Linked DNA regions of Homo sapiens: region 1 is linked to region 2. Evidence: chromatin loops called from intact Hi-C (ENCODE). Cell type or tissue: HepG2. All regions are shown on one strand.

What was found. Peaks named below come from ENCODE experiments on the same cell type or tissue, not always from the same donor. Only the 100,000 strongest peaks of a DNase experiment are listed, where the experiment ranks them.
Region 1: it touches region 2 in a loop (4-fold over the local background); 2 of 110 quality-filtered maps call a loop at or near these places.

Annotation. Positions count from the first base shown.
Region 1 is chr6:56,567,442-56,575,441 of GRCh38, forward strand. DST (dystonin) reads right to left here. Exons shown (of 104, transcript NM_001374736.1): 51 at 6,238-6,446; 52 at 5,306-5,623; 53 at 4,659-4,825; 54 at 2,415-2,571; 55 at 1,028-1,154. Among named protein-coding and RNA genes, the nearest start is that of DST-AS1, 270 kb to the right of the region's middle. In HepG2, a CTCF peak has its summit at 3,504 (motif pointing left); a DNase peak (open chromatin) is centred at 3,480.
Region 2 is chr6:56,479,527-56,487,526 of GRCh38, forward strand. It overlaps DST (dystonin), which reads right to left. Exons shown (of 104, transcript NM_001374736.1): 87 at 7,578-7,747; 88 at 5,786-5,945; 89 at 3,157-3,351; 90 at 2,524-2,652. Among named protein-coding and RNA genes, the nearest start is that of COL21A1, 240 kb to the left of the region's middle. In HepG2, no CTCF peak of the experiment used is centred here; a DNase peak (open chromatin) is centred at 3,225.

The DNA.
Region 1 (8,000 bases), 88 kb after region 2:
AAAAAAATCCCAAAGCAACAGCAACAACAACAAAAAAAACACTTGATATTTATGGCAAATATAAAGGGGACATGAAGAGCTAAAATAAATAAAGCACAGTAGAATTCCTCTTCTTAAAAAAAAAACAACAAAACTTCACACTTCAGGAAATCTGATTAGAAGAAAAAGGAGAAATCATCACACCATTATAATATGGGTAGTCCCTGAAATAGGATTAATAGAGTGGAATAAATGGTTGGCTGAGAAGGGCCCAGCTGGAACATCAGTATCACAATAGGGACAGCTGGGGGCTGGTCAGACTAGATACCCCACAGAGGATACTCAGAACTCTCAGAAAAAAGATATCAGAGCTGCCTTCTGCCCATTATTTTTTTAAAAAAACTTGTTACTGTATGTTTCAAACTAAAAACTATACCCATAACTTGCTTAAATTAATTTTAGAATCAATATTTACACATGAATCTCCCATTTTATTGAGAAAGGTGGCTCAACCATGACTTAGATTGCGATACAGATATGCCGGCTCACATACTGCATAATTGTTTTCTTTGGGAATGATGTACAGAATAAAATACGCAGGAATAAAATAACAGAGTGCCCACGCTATAGAAAAGGGCCTATTTCCTTCCCTCACTTCTTTCCCAGCTGCCCAGACTCATTTCTTTATCAAATATTATAATTAAATATTTTAAATAGAATTTCAATATCTCCATTTAATTAAGGTAAAAAGCAAACAAATTTGAATATGATCTGTTCCCTTCCCCAATATAACATTCCTTATTCTTACATATTAATTTAGCTACATTTTAAATACAGTCTAATAAAATAAAACATAAGAAGGATTTGAAATTTGATTAGTACAGATACATTCCCAGCACAGTGTGCTTACAGATGCCATGTTTCTTGTCACTTTCACTTTGTATTTCTGAGGTTATTTTATGCATTAATTTAAAAAATAACATACACAAAATTGACATGAGTAAACCTGATTCTTAGTTTTTGCCATAAATGTAAATAAAGCTCATACCTGATTTAACTGCTGCTATTGCCTTTGCAGGGGTGGTCACAGCACTTATTAAGTTACATAGTGAGATCCCACTGTTGTTTACTTTCTGAATCTCTGGTGTTTTTAAACTCCACTTTTCTTGTAATTTCTTGAGATATAAAAACACATTATTTTTCCATCTTAATATTTTCAGAGTTGCACATTATAATTCAGTTTCTTAAACATATCTTAAAGTAGTAATAATTGTAGACCCTGATTTGTGAGGGAGTCGATGAAAGAAAAAGGCACCTATTTGTTCCCACAGCCCAGGTGACTGTTATCTCAGTTAACGGTTGGGTATGTATGGCCCATTCTGCCTTCAAAGGTTTCAGAAGTGGCAAGTAAAATCCTAGCCAAAGTGGGAGTCAGGCTATTCCTGGCTGCTATGGGTTCCAAAATAACTGTCAACTGTAAGTCTGTAAAACTGTACTAGGTAAGAGACCAGTCACAAATAAAAGGTACTAGGAACAATAAAAATAAATAGGAATTCAGAACTTCATTTTACAGCATATTTTAATCCTAAAAATTTCAATTACTTTTAAAAACACACACACGGTCGGGCGAGGTGGCTCACACCTGTAATCCTAGCACTTTGGAAGGCCAAGGCAGGTGGATCATGAGGTCAGGAGATCGAGACCATCCTGGCTAACATGATGAAACCCTGTCTCTACTAAAAAAAATACAAAAAATTAGCTGGGCGTGGTGGCAGCCACCTGTAGTCCCAGCTACTAGGGAGGCTGAGGCAGGAGAATGGCGTGAACCCAGGAGGCAGAGCTTGCAGTGAGCCAAGATCACACCACTGCACTCCAGCCTGGGCAAAAGAGCAAGACTCTGTCTCGAAAAAAAAAAAAAACAAAAACACACACACACATCCACAAATTTGGAATGGGGGAAAAAAAATGCCATATTGGTCAAGGCATAAGCCTTGAGTCAGAAGACAAAAGACTTGTGCACTATTTATGCAGGAGATTCAAATAACTTCTCTTTCCAAATACTCTTTATAGTAATATATACAAGCTAGAGTAAAATGCTGAGTGAAGAGGATGTTTTGCTTAATATTATGAGAAGTGGTATAAAAAATTACTGAAACTAAGTAGAGATTTGGTAGGAAAGGAAACTTGATTACTAGAATAGTCAGCAACTCATTAATTCACCTTTTTTTAAAAAAGCAAATCCACTGAAAATTTATGTCCTTTTCCAAAAGAATTAGTTAAGCCCCATGCCATGATTTCCAAAGGTCAACAAAATATACAGTACATATATGAGGATAAAACTTAGATGATATTAGATCAAAGAAAACTACCATTAGTCTTTTAATCTTTCATTATTGACACAAATGGAAATTTAGTATTAGATAACAATGATTCACCTTAGTGTCTTCCAAAGATTTTCCTAAATCCTCTGCACCAAAAGAAGGCTGTACAATGGGAACTTTTTTTGTTGTTTCTTTTATCCATGACTTCAATGATTTAACAAGAACTTGGAAAGCATCCAACTGTTCTTGACAAGAAGTTACAGCTTCTTTTCTACATAACAAAAATCATACAAGAATTTAAGTCACAGAAAGAAGAATAAATAAATTATTATTCTCATGTCACACAATGTTAAGAAACCATCTTCCATGTACTCTAACCCTTTGATACAGGAGGAAAGGTTTCATAGGTGACAACTGAAATCAGCTAAATCAGTAGTCCCCAGCCTTTCAGGTACCAGGGACCAGTTTCGTAGAAGATAATTTTTTCCACAGGCCAGGGAGGGGGGATGGTTTTGGGATGATTAAATGCATTACATTTATTGTGTGCTTTATTTCTATTATATTTACATTGTAATATATATTAAAATAATTATGCAACTCGCCATAATGTAGAATCAATGGGAGCCTGAGCTTGTTTTCCTGAAACTAGGCAGTCCCATCTGGGGGTGATGGGAGATGGTGGCAGATCATCAGGCATTAGATTCTCATAAGGAGCATGCACCCTAGATCCCTTGCATGCAGTTCACAATAGGGTTCCTGGTCCTATGAGAATCTAATGCCTCTGACGATCTGACAGGAGGCAGAGCTCAGGCAGCAATGTGAGAGATGGAGAGCAGCTGTAAATACAGATGAAGCTTTGCTGCCACCACTCACCTCCTACTGTGCAGCCCAGTTCATAATAGGCCATAGACCAGTAGATACCTCAGGGGTTAGGGGACCCCTGAGCTAAATAACTGTTGGTCTATTTTTCAGGCAAGGTTCATTGATAAAGATAGGAGTATTCAAGAAATCTGTAGCCCATATGTAATGGCACTCTCTATAATGCTACATAAACTCTAAGAATACACAAACAGTTTGAACATTATTTACATTCAATGAGCTTTGATCTGTCCCCTTTATGTGATGCTGAATGCCGGCAGGCACAGAACCAGAAGGGAAAGGTTGACAATCACTGACATGAGGAAAACATAATGCCACCTACTGGTTTCTACACTATACTACAGTCACGTTTATGGATGGATAAACTGCTGCAGGTAGTCCAGATTCAAGTCTCCCAAAATGAGTTGAAACCTAGTGACTAGAGAATTTTCATGTGTGCCTCCCCTACAGAGACTCAGGAAACTCCCTGGTGAACTGTATGGGTCGTTCTGTATGCTCTGCACCACGGAGGCAGTGCACATGCCCAGCACATGAACAACTGTGAGGACAGTTACATCTGGCATGTGGATGACACGTACATATATGCAAGCGTGCAGAATACTGGCAGATAAGAATGCACTGCAGCTGGACTAATACTGATAACTACATTATTTTAAAGTTGGACCCATTTGAAAGAAGAAACAACCTAGAGATCACCTAAGAAAACCAAGAACATTTCTTCTACGCAATGTGAATTAAATACCATATGACAGGATGGAACATATAGCTCTGTGAGAAGTAAAGGCAGCACTCAAACATTTTAGGTAGAGAATTCTGAAGAAATAAAGAACAGTAGTTGGAAGAGAAATGACTTTTCTATGTTCTGAGGCTTTTCTACATAAACTTTAGCAAAATCCGATGTATATTCTAAACTAACGTGAGATCAGAAACACAAAAGCTCAATCACAAGGCCCTGTACAGCTTTTTAGCTCAACTTAGGTTCATTCACTTGTTTCTAATAGTGTTTTTTCACAGGTTCATATCTCATCTACTGCTCTTTAAAAAGTAAACTATTATATTAAAAAGGCCATATTGAAATTGCACATCGTTTCTGAGTTGAGCTCAGAAAGCAAAGAACCACGAGCTGTTGTTCAAGGTTATTTCTGCCTTTGCAAATAAAAATGTGATATTTGCCCTAGGCTTCAGAGACTACAGCAAGTTTAGATCATTTTCAGTAATATACCACCGCCATCGTTTTTCTTATGCAACATTTTCCACTTTTATGTAAGAAGTATTGAATTTTCCTTCTAAATGTTAAACCAAATAATGCAGTTAACTTTAATAGCAAAAAATGATCAAAATATAAAAACATCTATAAAGTAGCCCTATGCTTATTCTCAAGTTTTCAAAATTGTTTCAGTTATCTATATAAGTAAATACAAGTATCTCACTCTAATTAATATAAATAGAATAAAATATAATTTTTAAAGTGGTACTTACTTTTCTTTGATGGTATCCTCCATTTCCTTGAATTTCTTTGACAAATTATTTGTTTTTTCAAGGACCAAAGCCTTATCACTTGGTAAGCCATGGCTGGATATCTCCTTCAAGAGACTATGCAAAACTTCAAGATGTTTCTTGTGTTCTAAAAATTCAGAAGTTGATTCCTACAAAGCATTAAGATATTCAGTCAATATAAATGTTGCTAGATCTTCAAATGGCATTCCATCCAGAGGTCTGTGCGGGATCAGAATGGCTCTATTCATAATTTCACATAAGAATGAGTCTGCCTATGGCCAGTATTCTAAATATAATAAACATGCATATAGGCTATTTGAAAGGGAACACAGTAAACCTTATTTAATTTAAAATGCATTCTATATTTTGTCTCTTTGTGGCTTCTGGTACGTAAGATGATACTTATACTACCTATGATACATGTGATAAATGATATTTATTTCCAATCAATCAGCAAAGGCTTCAAGGAAAAGATAAGGTTTGAAATTCTTAAAGGAGTAAAACATAGATCTTTACTAATCTATAAGCAATTAAAATGATTGCCAATTATAATTCTGGCACTAAGTATATGAGTTTGCCCTAACTATTAATCTATCTGATTAGCCTCCTGAGTAGTAAGGGAGGCATACCTGCATATACTGAGACAATTCAGTAACATCTTTTCCTGGCACATCTACTTCAGTAAGAGCCTGAGTTTTTGTTTCTAAAAATGTCTGGAGCTTTTCTGAGAGGTTCTCAAACAGTTCTACTTTGGTTTTTAGCTCCTCCATTTTGGCAAGAGTTTCTTTGTGTTTATGACTTGCTTCTGAAAACCGAGCAGACAAGTCTTTCATTTTGGCTTGCAGTGAGGATGCAGTGGATGGATCTGTTGTTTCCATAAATTTCTTCACTTTTTCATTCATGGCATTTATACTGCTCTGACGACCTGCAATATCCTGTTCCAACATCTAAAATAAACCAAATATTGCATATCTTTTATTATGATGCTTATAAATAATGTGACAGAATTTTTTTAAATGACTATTCCTAACAACATAAGCTTGCACAACCTGTGCCTAGGAAGGTTAACAGTTGAAACTGAATGACAAGTTTGGTCTGTCCCTTGAGGAATGCCATCTTAAATCTCTCTGAGAGAGTGAAGAACAGCTGGCTAGTTGGTCGAAAGAGGCAGGAGGCTGCTGCTACTCAGCAACCCCTAGAATCTAATGGAGCCTGGGGATTAGCCATGGTCCTAATTCTTAAAAGACTAGACAAGACTGATCTGATTAACCTCATGTGCAGCTGGCTGAAACAATGATAAACAAGATAAGACTCAATGTATGCATAAGCCCTCTATAATGAATAATATTCAAGAAAAAGTACACAAAGTCCTTCCTACACTTCTTCACAGATAAACCATTTTACACACTTGATTTTGTGCAAGCATTACTTTCCACACTCATATTCAGTAAATGTCTCTTTTTTGTGTCCTTAAGTTTATCTTAAATCTAACTACACTTTGAGCTTATAAAACTGTTTTTTTAAAAAACTGAAAATGGGACTTTTTTTTAAAGTCACTTACAATGTTTTTACTGATAATATCCTGAAGAGCAGTAGAGTTTAAAGGCACTTGACCTTGTTCTTTCAGAGAACTTTCCACATTTCCCATCCAGTCCAGCATTTCATCCAAGCCATCCTGCACACTCAGTGAACGGGTCAAGGTTATCTGGAGTTTTTCATTTCGTTCATTAACAGACTTGGACAGATCCTCATATCTCCCAACAATGTCATCTACTCCAAACAGATCAGGAATATTAACCACAAAGTTCTCTTTGCCCTATCCCTTTTCAAAAACACATGAAGGTGAATCATACAATTTCCACACAAAAAATTTAAAAAATAAAAAGTTCAATGATAAATTCCTAATGCATAATCAGAACACCACCTAAAATGTTAAAATATAAAGAAAGAAAAGAGCCCAATGGATACTGAAAATTGAAATCTTTTTTTAAAAGTTAATATATATCCCATCTGCATTTGAAAAGAGATTTTTTTGGATGCATAAACATTTGAATTGTCACAGAGAGACAAAAGAGTAGTCCGAACAGCAAATCTTTGAAATAAATACTGGTTCTCAATCTGACATTTCACATTAGCCATACTTATTGAAAATTACTTTCGGAGGAAAAAAAGGTGAGTCACACACAGCCATTCTCAAGACAATACACAGTTACAAAGATTTCTGAAGAATTAACTTTTACATATAAAAATTATCACCCTATCTCCCTCCTTCATACACACGCATGCTAAGCTTTTGTCATACTTCACAACTTAAGCAAATCACTCAAATGCACAGAAACTGGCAGATGCAAGTAATTAAGAAAACAGGCAACAATGAAAATCCATTTAAAGTTAAGATTATGCTTCTAAAATATACACTAATTGAATTTATTTAAAAGTTTAACAGCAGACAAAAGAGAAAAATAAACAGGCTAACCTATCTCATATGAGGATAAACTTTATCTTCAATTCTAAAGATTCAAGATGCTAAAAAAAAAAACCCTTTCTCGTCCAGTTTTCACTTGACTAAAGCCCTACATGTTAACATCCTACATTCTATATTGTAGACCAATGAAAAGTTTGAACAATGGTTTTTAATGTATTCATCTCTTTCTCTCTGGAAAATGATGTTTTAAATTTATTTATCACTTATTGTCCGAGAATTTGAAAAATATTTTAATTATTTCTGAATGCTTTAGTCTTATACATTGTAGAACGCTTCAGTAGGGACAAGCTGTGTCCTGAAACATCTCTAACATCTTACTGACTTGTATTTGGCCCATGAAACATAATCTATACAACAAAATAATATAATTGTTCTAATGCTACAACATGAGAAAACATCTTGAAAATTTTCACTGGAGTGAGAGGTTAAGTTTGGATGATTTAAAGAGAAAATCATGCTCCTCTTACTAAAACTCAATGAAGCCCATCAGCATACTGAGTGGGGAGGGAGACAGCATTTAATATGCACGAAAATGCCATCGGCAGAGGAAACAAGCAGTGGGTTCAAAAATAAGCTCTCAACAATAGATGCTGGAAACTACTAGTTGGGGGAGAGGGGTGGGAAGGTAAGGGCTGAAAAACTACCTGTTGGAGACTATGCTCATTACTTGGGTGATGGGTTCGATCATATGCCAAACCTCAGCATCATACAATATACCTTTCTAACAAACCTGCATATGTACCCTCTGATTCTAAAATAAAAGTTGAAGAAAAAAAATGAGCTCTAATTTGGAAACTCACAAGAGCACATGCTCTGAATGGCAGCTTGAAGTTGGCAGG
Region 2 (8,000 bases):
GTGTCCATCAACAGTTGATTGGATTAAAAAAAAATGTGGTACATATATACCATGGAATACTATGCAGCCATAAAAAAGAATGAAATCATGTACTTTGCAGCAACATGCATAGAGCTGGAAGGCATTACCCTAAGTGAAGTAACTCAAACAGAAAATCAAATATCACACGTTCTCATGTATAAATGGGAGCCAAACAATGGGCGCACATGGACATAAAGATGGAAATAATAGACACTGAAGACTCCAAAAAGCACGGAGGATCACAGGGGCCTGAGAGTTGAAACATTACCTATTGGGTACCGTGTTTAACATTTGGATGACTGGTATAAAACAAGTCCAGTCCCTACTATTACTCAATATACTCATATAGCAAACGTGTACATGTACTCTCTGAATTTAAATTTATATGATATGTTTATATGTTTTATTCTAATTTAAGTGGCCTTTTGTCTTTAACCTCTGTGAAGCAGCTCTGTGACATACCTCCTACTCTGGCATTTTGCTATGTTAGACTGTTCGGTCCACAAGATTAAAAGACTGTGTTTTATTCATTTTTGTGTTCCCGGTAGTTGGTTCAAAAGAGTTGTGATTTACTGAATAAATGCTTTTTAGACCTTTTATTTACAAGTTTACTATAATGGAGTCAACGTTCAATTGACAGCACACTCTGATAACACCTACTTTTTAAATATCATAACTTAAATTATCATTTTCCCAATACAGGATCCTCCTAAATGAAAAAAATTTAAAACTCCAACATTATAAGGAAGAGAAAAAAATAGGTTAATCTAACATCTGTGTTTCCCCTGGAGAACAGCTGATACAAATAATGTACTTTCAATCACTTCTACACCTAGAGGAGCCAAGGTTATACCTAGAATTTGGTGGACTGGACTGTCAACATTCCACTGAATTCTATGCCCTTCCAACCTAGTCTGAACCTTACCTTACTGGTTTGTTCTCATGTGGGAAAGCTTGCCATTTTTAGAAACTGGATATGCTAAGAAGTCTCCAGTTCTGGTGTTAAGAAATTAAATATTCTGTTTTTCTTTGAATGGTGAATGGTGAATGTATGAAGGGAAGCAGAGGAGATGGAAAAGAATGAATAGTGTTACTGCAAAATATTATTAAGAAATGTTTTATAAAATTACAGGTAATTTTATGCTATTTAAAAATAATTTGTTGTAAAAACCACTACCCCTGCTCTGGATACGTGCCTTCTGGAGGTTTCCTGGTCCTGGTGTGAGAGTGGTGATACCACAAATAGGCTCCTTTCTGTAGGGTGTTAGATATGCACAATGGGCTTTAAGTGGTGTCCAGCAAATATTTATTGCTACTCTGAGACCCAAACCTAAGTATGTTAATGGAACTCAATGCTGGCTGATGGTAAGCCCACAGTAATATAATATAAACTACATTTTCAAAATATTGAACTGACTCAAAAATTTATAATACATTTGATGTAACTGTCTTCTTCTTATATTCTAGCTTCAAATTTAAACGGTGTATATAATATATAGCATTTCATTCTTCCAGAAAATGCTATGCAAGCTTGTACCACTTTTTAAATGACATGGCAATATTTCATCGCTATAGATTCAGCAACCCATCTTTGATAGAGGGTGTTAATTAACATAACAAGTCTCCACACATGATGTAATCCATGCTACACTAGAATTAATGATGTATTTCCAGCCTGACTTCAAAAGACAAAATTATTTACTGGTGTTTAAAAGATCCTTTAAAGTTAATAGGAAATGCTGACATCAACACTACATTGAGCGTTACCATTTCAAATTCTTGACTTTTTGAGTCAAAGGTTAAAAAACATTTGTTAAGAGATATTTGGATTACTCTCTGAAGGGTTTTGGCAAGTTTCATGCATTGCCGCAGGAAAGATCTTGATTTGAAAACTCAATAGCCAGATTTAGACTTGGTTAGTTATTCAATAGAATATTGGCTTATGAAATTCATTTTTAAAGTTTTTAATGTATACTATAGGTTTCTTCTAAAAAGGATTTAAAAGGCTCTTGATTAAAAACAGAAGCAGCAGAGGCTTAAAAATAGATTCAAAGATGAGTTATTAAATTACCTGTGTGTCTTGTTTACAAAGGGCAAAATTACTAATTTACAATCCTACGGGTATAATTTTATAAATGCCAAACTGCTCGTTAAAGAGGTTTTATTTTTGAAATCCACATGATAACTGCAACAATCTTGACCAATTTTGGTCAAAAGCCAAAAAGCCTAGATAAATCAATATGCTTCCTTGAGATAGGAAACAGAGTAACTACCTTCCCTGAAAAGGAAACATCAAAAGACAGGTACACATACATGTGTGTGGGTGCATGGGGACATACATATGTAAGCAATGTGGACAGAAGTACACTCTCAAATGTATCAGGTGTTTAAGTATTTCTCAGGAAGGAAAATATTCATGCAGTTGATATTTGTAATCCCGAGTCTATTTTCCCTGCTTTGATTTTCTAATTTAGCTTTACATAGCATTTATATATTACTCACTTTATGCTGATCAATGAGAGTCCGGAGAGCATCCTCATCATCTGGGAGGACACCATGGAAACGCAGGGTTTGCTCCGCCTCAGCCAGCCACTCCAAGAGGGCATGTACCACCGAGTGGAATTCCTCTGCCTAAGAGTTCACACACACACACACCCCAAACAAAATTCCCAAATATGCCTGTTAGCACAATTTACAAAACTGTATAGTGGATTCATCCCTTCAATGAAAAAAAAAAAGTTTTAAATTTAATTGCTTCATTACTCCCATTAAGAAGATAGAGATACACATATTTTACAAGAAAACACTTAATATATTAAAAAAAAAGCCTATATGAAGAAAAATTTACCACTTTAACAACTTGATTTTAGATGAATGGCAGTCCATCATACTTCCAAGCTGAGACATTACTCACGCAGCACTTGTATGTGAAGATTAGAATGCCTCCCTCTAGCAGTAATTTAAATTCATGAGGGAGGGTGGGAGAAGGATCAAGGCAATGTTGCTATTAGAATTTCCTTCTTCAGACTGTCCTGATTGAGACACGAGGGCCTCACAATTTTTTACTAGAATAGTTCTTGTTGAGGTTTCAATACTTTTCCCATTACACCCAGCTCTCATTTACATGGTTTTTACCTGACGCAGGGCTGCTTCTAACCGTGTTTGCTTTGATATAGAAAGTGCACACACGGTCTCCCAGCGTGTGCTTAATTCCTGCATCTGGACCTTGACCCAGGAGGAGTCATCCCGACTGCCTTCTATGAGTTCTCGGGCTGAGCGCTTCAGGGCCTGCACACTGCTGGTCCTCTTCCCCAACTCTTTTTGGAAGGCCTAAGAAGACCATATTTTGAAAAATTAATTTTAATTACAAAACCAAAACAGCAACACATACTGTTTGAGATATATATGTGCACATAACATCATGTAAAGATATCTAAGACCTACAGTTTAATAACCATATTTCTGGCAGCATCTTCAGAAGATAAATGACACACTGCTCCTATTTGAGCACCATCAAGAAGAGTCTTGTATAAATTTGTTCAGTCCTGTCACATTCTCATGAGAAAACAAGATAAGATTATCTTATTTTAAAATGACATATTGGATTTAAATAATGGCAGCCAGCCTTCATTATTTCAATTTCATAAAACAATGCAACAAATTCCTTTTCTTAATGATTCTTTAATATGGTGTCCCAATTTCTCTCAAATCACTAGTGTGAATGTCAAGTGGATGCTGGCTTTGGCACTACTCTAAGAGATGTATCTAAGAACCTAACAGAGGACTAAGCAATCTTGATGTGTGTACCACGGATGTCTTAGAGATAATGGCAGGGAATTCCATAGGAAGTTGGCAGATGGTCTTTTATTCCTATAACACTCCTTGGTCTTTCATAATATCTTAGGTACTAACTCATAATGTCAAATTTTAGAGGCTTAAATCCTTGTCTTTCACCTTAGAGGAAAAGCTTCTGGGTTTGCTTTTTTTTTTTTTTTTTTTTTTTTTTTTTTCCTGCCTAATTTTGACAAACTGATGTGCCAGGAATTAAATTCATTTATTTTGGCCACAGACTGATCTAAGAAGTGAGCCCAGAGCTCTTTATTTTTGATCCAAGAGTCTGTGTATGCAACTAGATCTTTCAAACATTAATAACCAACATTCTGTCACAATAAAATTAATGTGTTTTTAAAAAAATCATCATAAATGAATATTACCATTTGGCCATATCTATAGGTTTCTATTCTGATACTCAGATCATTCACAAAAGTGAGCCTATCACAAAAGTGATTATTTGACTGATTCAACTCTAACAGTTAAAATGAGATGTGCCTGCAGAAAGACACAAACACACACGTATACACCAATACACACATTCACACACACACAAGCACACATGCAAATGGTACAGTATCTAAATATCCCATTTATGATAGGACTAGTCCAATAGTTTTCAGAAGACTTTCCAAAGCATTTTTACATACTTGAACTTCTTGAGCCTTCCAGTTGTATTACTAATGCTAAATGATTAATTCATTCTTGATGACCTTTAATATATAAAAGATCTGGCAATTACCTAGAGTAGTAAATATTTAGACAGTGAGTTTACAGAAATGGCATTTATGTAAAAAGTAACATTACGCTATTCATTACTCATTGAATAAATGCCAGGAAATAGAGAAGTTTGTATTAACCATACACAAAACATTTATTTCAATATAAGCAAAGCCATGTGATTTTTAAATTTTTAACTTTTGTAGACTTGACCAATGTTCTTTATTTATTCTTTTATTTTATTTTAATTTAGTTTGTTTCACTTTTCAGGTGTAACAAACTCTCTTATGGGTATAATGATAGAATAGAAAGAAAAAAGGAAAAATAAATATGTAATAAGACTTTTAAAAAGAATGGTAAGATCAAAATAGCATAACCAATATAAAGAGAACATTATAAATGGAATAAGTTTTCTGAACTCAGATACTAGAGAGAAGAAATACAAGATGAATTTAAGTAGAGTGATGTAAGACATTTTTATATAAAGTCAACTCCAATACAACTATTCTACATTAGTACTATGCTTCATATTGTTTCCAAGGCTAAGTTGCTTTATATCATTTGGTCATTATTTTGGACCTTACACTTAGTTGGACACCTTGAATATTACCTTTGATTTACATGACATGACAGTTTTACATGCATATCAGGAGATTTCAAGGAAGCCAGTTTTCTCGAAGTAAATAATAATCAAATCCCTTATAGCATAAGCTGCTGACTCATAAACTGCTATAATTCAAGGGGCAAGGTTAAAACAGTTTTGGTTCGGTATTTTTAAAAGCAGTTGGTCATGACCACCATGGGTCATGTCACAAATCTACATACTTATGCAATGACTTAGTGTCAGGTCACTGAATGAATGATTTTAAATTTTATTACATAATTGTTTAAGTGCATAACTAAAGATAGTAAAACATTCTTGAAATCTGTTTTAAAGCACCAGAGAATGAAATCACTTTCCAAGTTCTAAAAAGGTTTTAGATCTGGTAATTAAAAGCAAAAGTATTTCACTGACACTAAATAATACTTCCCCATCACTTTTAAAGTTTGCTTCCAGGTTCTGCTCAAACGGACACATATTTCAACAATAAAGACTGTTATGTAGTATGATCTATAGTCTTCTGATTTTAAAAGGCTAATTTAAATGGTTTACATTTCCTGTACACTCAGAATAATCAAACAAGATAAAATAAAATGTCCCAGATAACAATACCTTGTGATTATCGATCAGATTCATCACCAAATCAATGTCTCCATGAACAGGCTGGTCTTCTGCCAGCTGGGGTTCAACTCTATATAACCAATCAATGAGAGCCTGTAGGGCATCTGTGAATTGTCCAGAAAATAACAGGGCTTCCTCCAATTTGTTTTGTCTAGGGAAAAAGGTAGAAAAATTGATCCTTGCAACAAAAAACGTCACTCATATATCTGAACATCTAAAATTAATTGATGAAGGTTGAGTGGTACTCAAGGGGAAGAGCAGTATGTTGGTATTCATTGTTGTTTCTTTGCTCTTCTTAGGAAAAAGACAAAACTTTTCTAAACTTTCTTTCTTATTCCTTAAATACATGGCATCTGTTCCAGGAAAATTCCCACCTTTGGAAACCATGGACCCTTCATGTTTCTTCATAAAAATAAGCCTTTTAAACTGTTTAAATATTTTTAAAATTTTGTTTTAGATTATCAGGCAGTAAACTTGACATTTTTTGGTATACACTTCTATACATTTTAACACATGTATAGATTCACGTAATCATCACCACAATCAAGATCCAGAACAGTTCAACCATCCCAAAAATCTTCCTCGTGCTGTCTCTTTATAGACACGCCCTGCCCCCGCCTTCAAACCCCTAGCATTCATTGATCCGTTTGTCAGGACTTTATTTTTTTGTCTTTTCAAAAATCTTGTAAATAAAACCATGCATACAACACTGGAAAAGGTATGTAACATGCTGTGGCTGAGGAATTTAAGATTTTTTCAAGGGCCAGGCGCAGTGGCTCACGCCTGTAATCCCAGCACTTTGGGAGGCCGAGGCGGGCGGATCACGAGGTCAGGAGATCGAGACCATCCCGGCTAAAACGGTGAAACCCCGTCTCTACTAAAAATACAAAAAATTAGCCGGGCGTAGTGGCGGACGCCTGTGGTCCCAGCTGCTTGGGAGGCTGAGGCAGGAGAATGGCGTGAACCCGGGAGGCAGAGCTCGCAGTGAGCCGAGATCCCGCCACTGCACTCCAGCCTGGGTGACAGAGCGAGACTCCGTCTCAAAAAAAAAAAAAAAAAAAAAAAAAGGATTTTTTCAAAACTAACATGACAAAAACTTACTGTGAGTTCCCCAGAACTGAATATAATCTATTTAATCTTGATACTGACAAAAATCATTAAGATTAAGGATCAGCGGGAAAATTTGGAAACATGTACAATATATTTGAACTCTACTACTATTGTACTCAATTAAATACTTAAAATTTTTGAAATATGTCTTGGGTTTTCATGGAAATGTAATGAGAAAGAGGGAGATCAGAAAGGGGTAGATGGAGTTGGAAAGAAATGCTGGGGCCAGATCAGTGGTACCTTGCACGTCACATTAAGAAGCCTGTGTTTCAATGCATGCCCAGTAGTAAGTCACCAAAGGGTGTGAAGGAGGGGAATGACAAGATTCCATTTACATTTTTAAAAGACTATCCAGTAGTTATGTAGAAATTAAGTCAAAGAAGTGATAAAAGTGGACATGGGAAGACGAGTCAGAAGCAGTGGGTGTAGTCAAGTCTGAGATGGCAGAAGCTTGGACAATGATATCACTTTTTATTGTAATGAGTAGTTAAAAATTAATGAACAGCAAAGACTTCTCAATGCAAGTGCTATGTGTGTGGGATACTTAGGACAAGCAGAAGTTCCTCAGGCAAAGGAAATATTTAAGGTTCCCGAAATGTCCCCGCAAAGCACCATTACTGTGTATTTGAAAGAGGTCTACAGAGTAACCAAACTGTCTTAAAGAACATTTTACCTTTCCACAGATTTTCCACATATGGTATCCCATTTGTCTCTGAGTTCACTCAGCATGTCATCCAGTTTCAGGTTGTCATCAGCCAGGGAGGTTTTCTCCTTCAGAGAACGTCCAGTCCTGTTGGTGGTGTCGTAGACAGAATGCTTGGCTCCGAGTGATTTCTGAAACTCCTAAATATTTAACAAGAAAAAAATGCGAATTTCTTCTTGGGACTAATAAACAGGTAAGAGGCATTAACAGAGGCATCCCTAATAAATGGAGATGAATTATAGATGCTTTCTGACTTATAATGACTTGACTTAGGATTTTTTGACTTTACCATGGTACGAAAGCCATAGGGATTCAGTAGAAACCATACTTCAGTCACCTATTCAATAAAGTACCTAAGATATTCAACACTTTATTATAGAAACAGGTTTTGGG